Linked DNA regions of Homo sapiens: region 1 is linked to region 2. Evidence: chromatin contacts called from ENCODE POLR2A ChIA-PET data. All regions are on one chromosome and are shown on one strand. Each heading gives the region's core, a stretch centred on a gene start or an enhancer-like site at or near the end of the contact. The rest is flanking DNA. Distances are from core to core; before and after follow the strand shown.

Region 1 (6,457 bases), core at 816-3,315, 310 kb before region 2:
CGAGACTTCTGTTTATCTTTTTCCTTCTTTCTTGGCATCTGCCCGCATCTGTACTACGTGCAAACATGAACGTGAATTCCTCTACCTAGCCAGACCCAAACACAAACGGGTAGGCAGACCTGGACTTAATTCCAGAGCAAGTGAGGAGTGTTGAAGGGGAGGCACGCACCCAGGTGGGAGGGAACACAGGGGAAAAGGTGATTGGCTGCTTGGGGCTGGGGTGGGCGGGGTCGCTTTAGTGAGGTCCGGAATGCTGAGCTGCAGTCTCAAGTGCAGGAGGGGCGTTGTAGGCAAAGGTGAGGAGGCGGCAGAGGTGAGGAACACGTAAAAGTGTGGTGCATGCTGGGAACCTGAGAGGATGGGTTGCATCTATTAATAGTAGTGAGAGAAGTCAGCTTTTTGGGCCTTGCTGAGGGTTTGGATTGTTTCCTAGTGTCAGCAGAGGCTGAAACGGGTCACATTGGCCCTTACAAAAGACCCCTCTGGCACTCGTGGAGGATGTATTGGAGCGAGTTTAGATTAAGGGACAGCTAGCCGGGCGCGGTGGCTCATACCTGTAATCCCAGCACTTTGGGAAGCCGAGGTGGGTGGATCACTTGAGGCCAAGAGTTCGAGACTAGCCTGGCCAACATGGTGAAATCCCGTCTCTACTAAAAATATGAAAATTATCCAGGTGTGGTCGCACATGCCTGTAATCCCAGCTACTAGGGAGGCTGAGGCAGGAGAATCACTTGAACCCTGAAGATGGAGGTTGCAGTGAGCTGAGATCGCACCACTGCACTCCAGCCTGGGCAACAGAGCAAGACTCCATCACACACACAAAAGAAAAGATTAAGAGGCAGCTGTGCTAGTCCAAGCTAGTGTCAGTCAAGGGAAATGACCAAGGCCAGTCTCAAGTCTTAGTCATTTTAAGAGATACATTTGCCAAAGTTAAGGTTGCATACCCGGGAGACAGTTCTATGCCTTTCTCCGAAGATGATTTTGAGAGCTTCAGTATTTAAGGGAGAAAGAGTGGGATATTGTGAAATACACAGTTTTCATGTTGAGGGAAGGGAAAAATAGTCATTCATGCCTTTGACTCTGAATCTGCCTTTTTACATGAGATAACATAGACAATAGAGCAGAGGAAACAATCAGATATGCCTTTGTCACAGGTGGGCAGAGAGATGACTTTGAGTTCTGTCTTATGTCCCCGTACCTGTGAAGATAAGCTGTCAACTTACATTGCCATGGTGAATTTTAACAGAAATGCTTTAGGGTAAAGATCTTGGGGCCCACAAGGAATTTCCTTGTGGGCAAAATGCGAGGGAGTCATCTTTGTAGTCATCTTATTTAGGAACCAGAATGGAAGGTGGGTTTGCATGATCCCTTTCCCAGCTTGGCTTTTCCCTTTGGCTTAGTGAGTTTGGGGCCCCAAGATTTATTTTCCTTTCACACTGGGAATCTCGGGGCTTCCACCAGGATTGTGGTAGGCAGATGAACATTCTAAAGTTAGAATCAGCAGATTGGGTTGAGGAGTGGAGAACAGAGAAGGGTCTGAGATGACCCCAGATTTCCATTTGGTGGGTGGTGGGTTTGACTCCGTGTGGGGTAGACTTCCTTGGTGGGAGGCACCTGTGGATGGCTAAATGGAAATGTTTAGTAGCTTTGGATCTCTGGAGGAAGGTCAGAATGATAAAAATCAAGGGCCATCCAATTTTTTGAGAGCGGCAGATGAAAGAATTGCAGCTGAGAGACTGGAGGCCGGTGTGGAGAGTGGGCAGAAGCAGGAGACAGAGCACAGCCAGGGGAGGGCGGGTTCCAGGAAGCGCTGCAGCCAGGGAGCTAGCCAGATAAGACCGGAACGCGTCTGAGCCTGTCTCACTTGAAAGCCACCGTCACCCTCAGTGGAGTGTTGGAGACAGAGGCCAGATTGGAGAGGGAGTGAAAAGATGACCGGAAGAGGGTCATTAGGAGGGTGGGGACGGGCTGGGGGCCCCAAGACACAGCGTCAGGCTGGAGGAACCAGTGGGGTATTGTAGAAGGCAGTATTGGGGCCCCACCTATGGGTGGAGATGACGGGGCAGGTACAGCCACATCAGTCCTCACTGCGGGGACTTGCAGAAAATATGCTTTTGTCCCACCCCCATTCCACTCCCAAGGCTGGCGTTTCACGCGTGCAGCTTTCCCTCTCACTTGCCTCCTCCGTCACCGCCCAGCAAGTATGAAATGCGCAGTAACCCTTTGAGTCCTGTGTCCTCCTGCCTCAAATGAAGAAATGTTGCCTTGTCTGACACCTGGGCTTGTGGCAGCTTCGTGGCTTTCTCATGCAGATGTTAGCCATACAGGTAACTTGGAATCAGAAGTGTTATGGGTCCTTCACTCGTCTCTGGGGTAGTGGGCTGGGGCTGTTGCATAGCATTTGCTGACACTGATACCGCAGTTCTTTAGAAACCAGTTTCTTTTTATAGGGAACAGTTACACTGAAGCTATTTGGCTATTGAAACAAAGCTGCCTCCAGGTCCTGGCTCCTGACAGGCTCTCTTCTGATGGCAAGAACAGGTCCTGAGCTGGGTGTGGGGCCTGCTGGGCAGAGCCTGTGTGAGCCAGGTCCAGGGCTGGTCGTGGTCATGGAAAAAGGGCAGGTCTCCAGGGGAGCACCTCCCCCGCTGGGCAGAAGCCATCTGGACTCTCCTTGTAGGGGTCCCATTCTCTGTGACTCCCAGCCTGGTGCCACTGCCTGAAAGCACACAGTTCATTTTCATTTGATACGACTTCTGTCTCATATCCTAACTCAGTTCTGCCTGGAGAAGTTCATATACACAGCCGTTTGTTCATCAAGTGGTCCTCACTGTGCACCACCTGTTGTGGTCCAGGGACTGTTCCAGGTGCAAGGACGCAACAGTGAATAAAATGGCAAAAATCCTCACCCTTCCAGAACTTACATTGTAGCAGAAAGATGGATTGTAAGTAAATAACATTTAGAGGCTGAGTGTGGTGGCTCACACCTGTAATCCCAGTGGGAGGCCAAGGCAAGAGGATTGCTTGAAGCCCAGGAGTTCAAGACTAGCCTGGGCAACATAGGCCCTATCTCTACAAGTAAAAAACAATTAGCTATGCTTGGTGGTGTGCACCTGTGGTCCCAGCTACTCAGGAGCCTGAGGCAGGAGAATCGCCTGAGCTGAGGAAGCTGCACTGAGCTATGATTATGCCACTGCACTCCAGGCTGGGTGACAGAGTGAGCCTGTCTCAAAAAAAAAAAAAACCCACAAAAACCAAAAACATTTGGAGTATGTCAAGTTGTGGTAAGTGCTTTGGAGAAAACCAGGGAAAGAGGATGAGCAGGTTTAAACGATGTGACCAGGGAAGTCCACACTGAGAAGCTGGCATTTGAATATATGTGTCAGCTGCATTAGAAGGCTCGTGCCCTGGAAGTCAGAGCTTGTTTTCTCTGTTCACTGCTGTTATTTCTGGAGCGTAGAAGAGTCCTCGGCCCATAATAGATGCTCACTAGTATCTTTTGAGTGAACGGATCGGAGGGAAGAGCATTTTTAGACAAAAGGAGCTGCAGATGCGGAGGCTGAGGTGAGAGGGTGTCTGGTAGGTGGGGAACATGGGGAGGCCATTGCGGCCAGCAGGGATGGAGAGGCTGGCGGCAGGAAAGGAGGCAACAGAGGGAAGGCGTGTGTATGGGTGCAGGTCTGGGGGGCGCTCCATGAGGTCAGAACTGTTTTTGTAATAATACTGAGTGCTATTATGTGCTTTTCCCACCCTCGTTTGCCCAGGTGTGTACAGTGGCCTTTTCTAGAGGCTACGTGATATGTGCTGCTGCTGCAGACAGAGCAGGCAGGAGAATCTGGCTGCCACACATTAAAGAGATTTGCAGAAATGTGGAAAACTGTCACTCTTCTCACTGAATTTCTGTCTTGGAAAGTAATTTTTTTTTCTTAAGATATGTTAATTGTTATTTTAAAGTGAATTAATGTTGAAATTTTGTCTCAGTCTTAATTTTACATATAGTAAATATTGATAGCTCTTTGGGTCCTCAATGTTTTTTTTTTAAGAGACAGTCTCGTTCTGTCCGCCAGGCCAGAGTGCAGTGGCATGATCGTAGCTCACTGCAGCCTCGAACTCTGGTCCTCCTTAGCTTTGAAGTGTATAAAGGAGTCCTGAGACCAAAATGTTTACGACACGTTTATAGGGCCTTGTAGGCCATTATTTTATATTTGCTTTTATGCTGGCTGAGATGGGAAGTCATGGCTGAATCAGCTGAGGAAATTTAGTGAAGACAGTTTACCAATTCCTGATTGTCCTTGAGGACAAAGCAGGTGTATCCGGGTGGGCGGCATGCTGTGGATGGGCACCTCAGCAGGAGAAGGCTCTGGAGTCACTGTGTGCTCATGCTCTACTCCCTTCTCATAGCTGGGCTTACCTCTGCCAGGGGAGATAGAGGGAAGGGACATGCTTTGTACACAGTGTCCACAGGATGTGGGTCGAGAGTGACGGGGCAGGGGCGGGGCCTTCTTCCCTGGGTGTGGTCAGCAGAGCTCTCTCTGATAAGGTGAGCCAAGACCTGAAGAGCGAGGGGCACTCTGCATGGCTGGCCAGGGCAGCCCCGCCCAGGGAGGCCTTGGTGAGCAGGAGAGAGGCCATGTGGCTGGGCCTAAGGGTGTTGGGGAGGGTGGCAGGATCTGACCTGGGGCTGGGATGTGGCAGTCAACGTGTCTGATGGGTGTTTTAAATGGATGCTCTGGCTGCTTTGTGGAATATTCTGGAGGGTGGGTTTGGAGGAGCAGAAGTAGGGGAGGCTCATGCAATGAGCAAGTGAGAGCTGGTGGTGTCTCAATGAGGATGATAGAGAAGACATGGTGAGAAGTGGTTGGATTTGGCTGTATTTGAAGGTAGAACACAGAATTTTCTGAAGAACGGACCGTGGGATGTGACAGAAATGCAGACGGGGGCAAGGTTTTGGGTTGAGTGTCCGGGTAGCTGGCGGTGTTGTTTACCAAGATGCAGAACACTAGGGAAGGAACAGGCTCTGGCGAGCGGCATCAGAGTGTTGCCTCCAGTGCTTTAAGCTAGAGATGCCTGTCAAACATCCAGGTAGAAAAGTCACACAAGTGATTGGTCGCACAAGTTCAGGAGAGAGGAAATAAATATTAAGGCACCATTGGTTATTGATACTGTGTAGATAAATCTACGGGAGGGAGGATCCTCCAGGGCACAGCTTTCACAGTGGCTTGTGTCTCCGTGGGTCATGAAGTCAATACAGTGGGCACCAGCAATTTTCAAAAAACGAAATAGAATTGAAAACAATATCTCGGTAGTAAGGGCTGTTGTAAAATGTTTCCTTTTATGCCAACTGATAGGGGAATTTTGCCCTATGAAACATTTTTTAAAAATTAAATTTATGTGAAAAGAGAGCTGTGTCCTAGATCACAGTATGAAACTTCTTTTTTTAAACTGCAGATCACAGTTTAAAAGCCACTGATGTAGAAGGAGATGTAGTTTCAAAAGAGATCAGAGACTGAGTTGATTCCGGGGCCATTTCAACGTGCAGAGGCTTGGGATGGGTCTGGGACCAGCAAAGGACGCAGAGAGGGGCTATGAGGTCACAGCAGGACCCAGAGAGTAGTGTCCCCTTGTCCTGGAGGCCGGTGGGGTTGTGGGGGGGCAGACGGTAGTGAGCTGTGACTTGTGCTGCAGACAGGTTGAGGAAAACAAGGTTTGAGAATTGATCATTGGATTGGACAGCATGGAAGTCATTCATGACCTTGATGAGGCATTTCTGTGGAGGGCTGAGGACAAGGTCTACTTGTTGGAGGTTCAAAGATAGTGGGAGAAGAGAAAGTTGTGAACAAAGCATTGACAATTCTTTCAGCGAGTTTTGCTGTCAAGGGGAGCAGAGTAAGTTAGTTGGAGCGGGTGGGGTCAGGACTGGGTGTTGAAAGACGTGTCCTTGCTGAAGACAGTTCAGTGGGGTGAGGGAGGATCACTGCAGGGAAGGGACCAGTGTGGGAGGCAGCATGCTTGAGTAAGAACGGGGACAGGATCAGAAGCACAGGCAGAGGCTGGCTTCAGCGAGACATGCGGCAGATGTCGCTCGCTATCATTGGAGGGAAGGCAGATGATATGGGCATAGACATTGATTACCGATAGAAACTTGCGGAAGAATGCCGAGAAGGTGGAGAAACTGAGAACCATGGCAGAAGAGAAATTGTGTTTTCGTTTTTTGGTTTTTGTTTTTTGTTGCTTTTTGGGTTTTTTTTTTTTTTTTTTTTTTTTTGAGACTGGATCTCGCTCCATCCCCAGGCTGGAATGCAGTGGTGCAACCATGGTTCACTGCAGCCTCGACCTCCTGGGTAGCTGGGACGACAGGTGTGCATCTATGCCTGGCTAATTTTTTAATTTTTTGTAGAGATGAGGGTCTTGCTATATTGCCCAGTCTGGTTTTGAACTCCTTCTGAAGCAATCCTCC
Region 2 (6,718 bases), core at 3,946-6,445:
TTCTTAGATGAGAAAGAAACACAAACCAGTATTCCAAGTTGTCAGTTCTTATTAATCGATGGTGGCAGTGAGAACTGAGTAGCAGTGTTAGTGTTGATGGATTTTACAGGAAGACTTTCCAGACATTCATTGACTCTGCCTTTTCTTCCAAGTCCATCACTAAATTCTGAGTATCAGGTGTGGATAGACTAGGAGAATGGTGGATCCATTAACAAAAATGGGAAGTCAAGATGCTGAAATGTTTCGTTAAGAAAAATAACTAGTTCTTTTTTCTGTTTGTTTGTTTTGGCATCCCTGGGTGGGCTGGACTTTTGGACATGTTTGAGGGACCAAGAAACCTCCAGATGTAAGTGTCAGTGAGGATGTTAAGTGTAAAGGACTGATATTTAGGACACCATAGAGATGATTTACTAATATAACTCCTATATTACTTCAAATAATAAAAGTTGCCCCAAATTTAAGTGCTTTATCTGCTTTGAAACTCCAGGAATGTGGGAAAATACAAAATCTGTTGCCAGTTTATCTTGCCACATGGGATTAGTTCATCCCCTTTAAAATACAAAAGAAAGAGTCAAGAGTTTCCTGGGGAAATGTTGCCTGCAAAATGTTACTAGCTCAGGACAACTGTTATTTTGCGTCTTCACTAAAGTGTCAATAATCAGGAGTTGATTTCCTTCCAGGGGATTCAAATTCCTTTAGCAACTTGGATTGACTGAATTAATTTATAACAGGCTTTTACAATAATAATGTCTTAGGGAAGGTAGTTTGTTGTAGAAGGGCTTGGGGCTTAAGAGTCAGTCAGCTATGAGTTTAAATGTCAACTCTGCCATATTCGTTTGTCTAAATTACTGTTTCTGACCCTCGGTTTTCTCTTGTATTCATTATCTATGTTATGTATATTCATTATGATGTTTGGTTCAGAGTGCTTATGAGAATCGAATGAGAGAACACATTTAAGTCCTCTGGCATGTAACATTTGTCATATCGTGTTTAAAAAATGTTAGTTCCCTTTCTCCAACCCCATCTCCGTCTCCACCAGTGATAACCCTTCCTTCTAATAATAGGCCTGTGTAGATAAAATATTCTTAGCTTATTGGGTGCTAATGCCCAGAAAGCCTCTTGACTATAGTCTTTTCATTATTTATGCCCAAAGTAAAAAATGACAACTGTGACATCTACTGCATAGATATTATTATTTGTACAATTCAAAAAAGTTTAGAGGCATGTAATGTTAATGTCTTGGCAGCATTCCTAAATATAAGTAGCAAGGGCTATAACACACAAGGTTATAGCAAAAGATTATAGTCTTAGCTAGTTAATAGGCTTTATAATTAGGTTTTTTATTTGGTTTGTTTTTTATGCCACCTTTTTGAAGGTTAATAATATTAAGAGTGGAAAAGATTCTGAGAAAGATCATCTAACATATTATAGAAATGGTTTTGATGATACATTCTCTGATGCTGTCCTGCCTTAGATGGTATACCGACCTTTCATAACTGGATGTAAACAACCCATAGGTCTAGTGGATTTGACTTGACTTGTAATTTTAACTTGTTATTTATTGCCCTTATTTTCTCTTTGCTTTAATTTTTTAATCCACTTGTTTATATTTTATTAGTTATTTTTTCTAATTTGCTTTTTAAAAAACGTAATTAACGTTTTCATTAGATATACTTCTGTAAGCTGCCTTAAATCTATTAGAATATATAAATAATTACTAGTTGGCTTTTAGAAGGAATTTTTTTTTAAGAGGCATGGTCTGGCTATGTTGCCCAGGCTGGAATGCAATGGTGCAGTCATAGCTCACAAACTCCTGGGCTCAAGCAGTCCTTCCCACCTCAGCCTCCTATGTAGCTGGGATAACAGGCAAGAGCCACCATGCCTGGCCTCAGAGGGAAAATTTGAAGTGGCATAGATAAGAAAACTTGACACCTAAAATTCAGATCATTCATTCATTTATCAAATACTTCAATATCGGTGCTTCTCAACTTTTTTCCCTTCTCTCTGGAATATTCATACAGTTATTTTACATTTTAGTAACATCTCTCATGACACACAGTGGTTTTCAAATTTTGAGGTGGAGGATATTAAAAGAAAGTGTGGGGCTGGGCGTGGTGGCTCAGACCTGTAATCCCAGCACTTTGGGAGGCCGAGGCGGGCGGATCACGAGGTCAGGAGATTGAGACCATCCTGGCTAACAACGGTGAAACCACGTCTCCACTAAAAATACAAAAAATTAGCCGGGCGTGGTGGTGGGCGCCTGTAGTCCCAGCTACTCGGGAGGCTGAGGCAGGAGAAAGGCGTGAACCCAGGAGGCCGAGCTTGCAGTGAGCTGAGATCGCACCACTGCACTCCAGCCTGGGTGACAGAGCCAGACTCCGTCTCAAAAAAAAAAAAAAAAAAAAAAGAGCAGGATGGGCATGGTGGCTCACGCCTGTAATCCCAGCACTTTGGGAGGATGAGGCGGATGGATCACTTGAGGTCAGGAGTTTGAGACCAGCCCGGCCAATGTGGTGCCCTGTCTCTACTAAAAATACAAAAAAATTAGCTGGGTGTGGTGGCGGGCGCCTATAGTCCCAGCTACTCGAGAGGCTGAGGCAGGAGAATTGCTTGAACCCGGGAGGCGGAGGTTGCAATGAGCTGAGATCCCGTCATTGCACTCCAGCCTGGGCGACAGAGTGAGACTCCGCTCAAAAAAGGAAAAAAAAGGAAGTGCAGTTGTATGGAATGAATTTTTGTTTGTTTGTTTGTTTGTTTGTTTTGTTTTGTTTTGTTTTTTGAGACGGAGTCTCGCTCTATCGCCCAGGCTGGAGTGCAGTGGCAGTGGCGCGATATCAGCTCACTGCAGACTCTGCCTCCCGGGTTCACGCCAGTCTCCTGCCTCAGCCTCCTTGAGTAGCTGGGACTACAGACGCCCGCCACTGCGCCCGGCTAATTTTTTGTATTTTTAGTACAGACAGGGTTTCACCGTGTTAGCCAGGATGGTCTCGATTTCCTGACCTCGTGATCTGCCCGCCTCGGCCTCCCAAAGTGCTGGGATTACAGGCGTGAGCCACTGCTCCCGGCCAATGAATGTGTTTTAATTTCAACTTAGGATAGTTTTCCAAAATACAGTAATCCATCATATTCTTTCAGAGATGGGCTAGCCAGGTGCCATGGCTCATGCCTGTGGTCACAGCACTTTATGAGGCCAAGGTGGGAGTGTGGCTTGAGGCCAAGAGTTTGAGACCAGTCTGATAAATATAGGGAGACCCTGTCTGTACAAAAAATTTTTAAAAATTAGCAAGGTGTGGTAGCGCATGCCTGTGGTCCCAGCTACTCTGGAGGCTGAGATGGGAGAATCACTTGAGCCCAAGAGTTTGAGGCTCCAGTGAGCTGTGATTATGCCACTGCATTCCAGCATAAATGACACAGGGAGACCCTGTCTCTAAAAATAATAAATAATAGAAACAAAAAGAAATGGGCTAGAGAAAAATAATTCTTTTTATGACCTTGAAAGACAAAGCAGTCATTCAGTTCATACCACATGTCTTTCCCGGATTTAGTCACTCTGAGTTTGTCTGCTGACTTTAAAATTGTTGCAAACAAAATTCTGGTTTTGGTACTCATGTTATCCCTCAGTTGTCACTCTTCTGTTTTCATGTCATAACTCAGTTGGGTTCCCTTGAGGCACTAAGCTGTTTGAATTTAACAGTACATTTATCCCATGTGTCCTGTATCGTGCTGGCCCCTCTAGGAGTCTGCAGTCTAATAGGACCTGGACAAGATAATACATCTCCACTACAGCTGTTTGAGCATGACTTGAAGTATTAGTCATGGGATAGGATACAGAATGGAGAGAGCAGTGTGAGTGAAAAACCGAGACCTGAATTTGACATGTGCGGGAAACAGAGGTAGTCTGGCAGAGTGGGGAGTGGGCAGAGAACAGGCCACATATTAGGGTCTAATTAGAAGGGCCTTGAGTGTCTGCTGAAGAATATGGACTTCATCCTTTTGGCTAATTCTCTAACTTTAATGGGCATAAAAATCACCTGGGGGACCTTGTTAAAATGCAGATGTTCATTCCCATTTCCAGAGACTTTTATATTCTAGTCAGGAGTCAGCATTTAAACCAGCAGCTCAGGGTAATCTTGGTGCAGGTAGTCTGAGAACCACACTTTGAGAAATAGTGTTTAATGGTTACATTTGTGTTAGAGGAACCCCACTGGTGACCATGTGGAGTAGAAACAAGGAGGGTATGGCTTACCTTCCAGGTCGAGAAGTAGAATGGTGGCAGCAGAAAGAGAAGACAGGCCTATTCCAGAGATCCTAAAAAGGTAGGAATCTGTAGGACTTGGTGACTTACAGTTGTGATGAGTGAATGCAAAGGAGTCAAGAATGACATAAGAGTTTGTAGTCTAGGCAACTGGTAGATGGAATGAAGATTAGAAATATGGGAAGATAATCCCAGCACTTTGGGAGGCCGAGGCAGGCAGATCGTGAGGTCAGGAGATCGAGATCATCCTGGCAAACATGGTGAAACCCCATCTCTACTAAAAATACAAAAATTAGCTGGGCCTGGTGGGGGGTGCCTGTAATCCCAGCTACTTGGGAGGCTGAGGCAGGAGAATTGCTTGAACCAGGGAGTCAGATGTTGCAGTGAGCCAGGATCACGCCACTGCACTCCAGCCTGGCGACAGAGTGAGACTTCATGTCAAAAATAAAAAAAAAAAGAAATATAGGAAGAACAGGTAAAGAATGGTGAAAAAAATCATTGTGTTTGAATTGCCTTAGGATTCCAGGTGAAGCTCTATGAGTCTGTTAGGAGAGAAGAGGAGCTTATGTGGAGACAACACAGAAGTCCCTGCTGGAGCTGTGGTTTTGGATGGAGAATTAGAAGAGAAGCGGGCCAAAAAAACTGAGAAGCATCAGATTTAATAGAAAATAAATTGCTAAGGAAATGTGGGGGAAAGCAGTTATGTTGGAGAATACAGAGAAGCCAAGGGAACGGCAAACTCAAAATGGTCTCTAATACAGTGTTCAATGTTTGAGAGAATGACAGTGGGAAGAGCATGGTGGTCTTTGGATTTGGCAGTCAAGATGTCGTTTTTCACATTTGCCAGAGCAGTTTCATTGGACTGATGAAGGCAGAAAGCCAGATTGTTATGGCATGAGAAGGGAGAAGTGCGTGTGAGGTGAGGAGCTGAAGGCAGCGTGCGTGGCCTGTTCACAAGCTGGGCTGTGTGTTTTAATCTCTTTTGGAACAAATCCAAGTATACTGTTGCATGCAACTTGAATTCAGTATATAGCTTGAGCTTTTATATTATTTCTCTGACTTATAATGAGAATTTTGAGAAGATAAACATTTATGTAATTTCAGTTATTCTAAAGATACTTGTTTCTTTTTTAACCGCTTACAGTCTTAACTTCTTGCCGTCATTGAACCCTGTAAATAAGAGATGTGGAGAGTTGAGGAAACAGACTGTGAAATGATACCGATCAAACAGGATTCAATCTGCATAAAAGCACACATACATGCTTTGAGTGGATTTTGCTATTTCTAAACTTTTTACTTCTAGTTTTATCCATAGAATAAGAAGCTGTGAAAGGAAAGGAAGTTGTCATGCAGTTAGAAAAGGATATTGACAAAAGATGGAAGGAAGGGGAAAAATACAGAACTGGGGTAAAAATTAAAAGAAAATAGGCAAGTTGTGTGGTGCTTTGGTCTAAGTTGCATAATCCTTTATAGATATTTGTCTGTGTTGATCCTTTTTCCTTGCCTGCCCAGGTGTTTTCCAGGATTAAGAGTGCAGGCTTTGGAATTCCTTTGAGGTTTAAGTTCCGTTTTTACCATTCCCAGCTGCTCAGTAGGCAGATTTTTAAACCCCACTTTACTCCTTTGAACCCTTCATTTCTTATAAAAAGTAGGAGAAGGCCAGGCACCATCCCCCATGCCTATAATCCCCACACTTTGGGAGGCTGAGGCAGGAGGATAGCTTGAGCCCAGGCATTCAAGACCAGCCCAGGCAACACAGTAAGACCTTGTCTCTACTAAAAATTAAAAAAATGTAGCCAGGCGTGGTGGTGTCCCAGCTACTCTGGAGGCAGAGGCAGGAGGATTGAGCTATGATTGTGCCACTGTACTTCAGCCTGGATGACAGAGCAATGCCCTGTCTCAAAAAAAAAAAAAAAAAAAAAAGAGAAACATCTACCTAAAGCTTATTTAGAAAAAAATTAGATCACCTAGGTAGAGTGACTAGTATAATGCCTAAAACAAAATGAGTGTTGAGTGAATGATAGTTCTTTATTATCATTTCCCCAAACCGCAAAACTTACAAGTTTTCTTTTTTCTTTTTCTTTTTGAGACGGAGTTTCGCTCTTGTTGCCCAGCCTGGAGTGCAATGGTGCAATCTCGGCTCACTGCACCCCCCGCCTCCTGGGTTCAAGTGATTCTCCTGCCTCAGCCTCCCGAGTAGCTGGGATTACAGGCATGTGCCACCATGCCAGGCTAATTTTGTATTTTTAGAAGAGATGGGGTTTTTCCATGTTGGCCAGGCCGGTCTCAAACTCCCGACCTCAGGTGATCTGCCTGCCTCGGCCTGCCAAAGTGCTGGGATTACAGGCGTGAGCCACCATGCCTAGCCATAAGTTTTCTTTTCTTTTCTTTTCTTTTTTTTTTTTTTTTTTGAGATGAAGTCTCACTCTTGTCCCCCAGGCTGGAGTGCAATGGCGTGATCTC

Evidence for each region. ChIA-PET counts read pairs that join two places held with the same protein, here RNA polymerase II (POLR2A).
Region 1: POLR2A ChIA-PET joins it to region 2 with 15 read pairs in BJ. The contact joins two enhancer-like sites. POLR2A ChIA-PET finds 5 or more read pairs at or near these places in 3 of 52 experiments (BJ, activated T-cell and activated naive CD4-positive, alpha-beta T cell).

Annotation. Positions count from the first base shown.
Region 1 is chr22:17,915,864-17,922,320 of GRCh38, reverse strand. The region is part of intron 1 of MICAL3 (microtubule associated monooxygenase, calponin and LIM domain containing 3); the gene reads left to right. Among named protein-coding and RNA genes, the nearest start is that of MIR648, 62 kb to the left of the region's middle. Within about 2 kb of position 2,065, at least 21 of the 41 ENCODE cell types and tissues checked have a DNase peak (open chromatin) inside an H3K27ac peak, as active enhancers do.
Region 2 is chr22:17,605,154-17,611,871 of GRCh38, reverse strand. The region is part of intron 4 of ATP6V1E1 (ATPase H+ transporting V1 subunit E1); the gene reads left to right. Among named protein-coding and RNA genes, the nearest start is that of ATP6V1E1, 20 kb to the left of the region's middle. Within about 2 kb of position 5,195, at least 2 of the 41 ENCODE cell types and tissues checked have a DNase peak (open chromatin) inside an H3K27ac peak, as active enhancers do.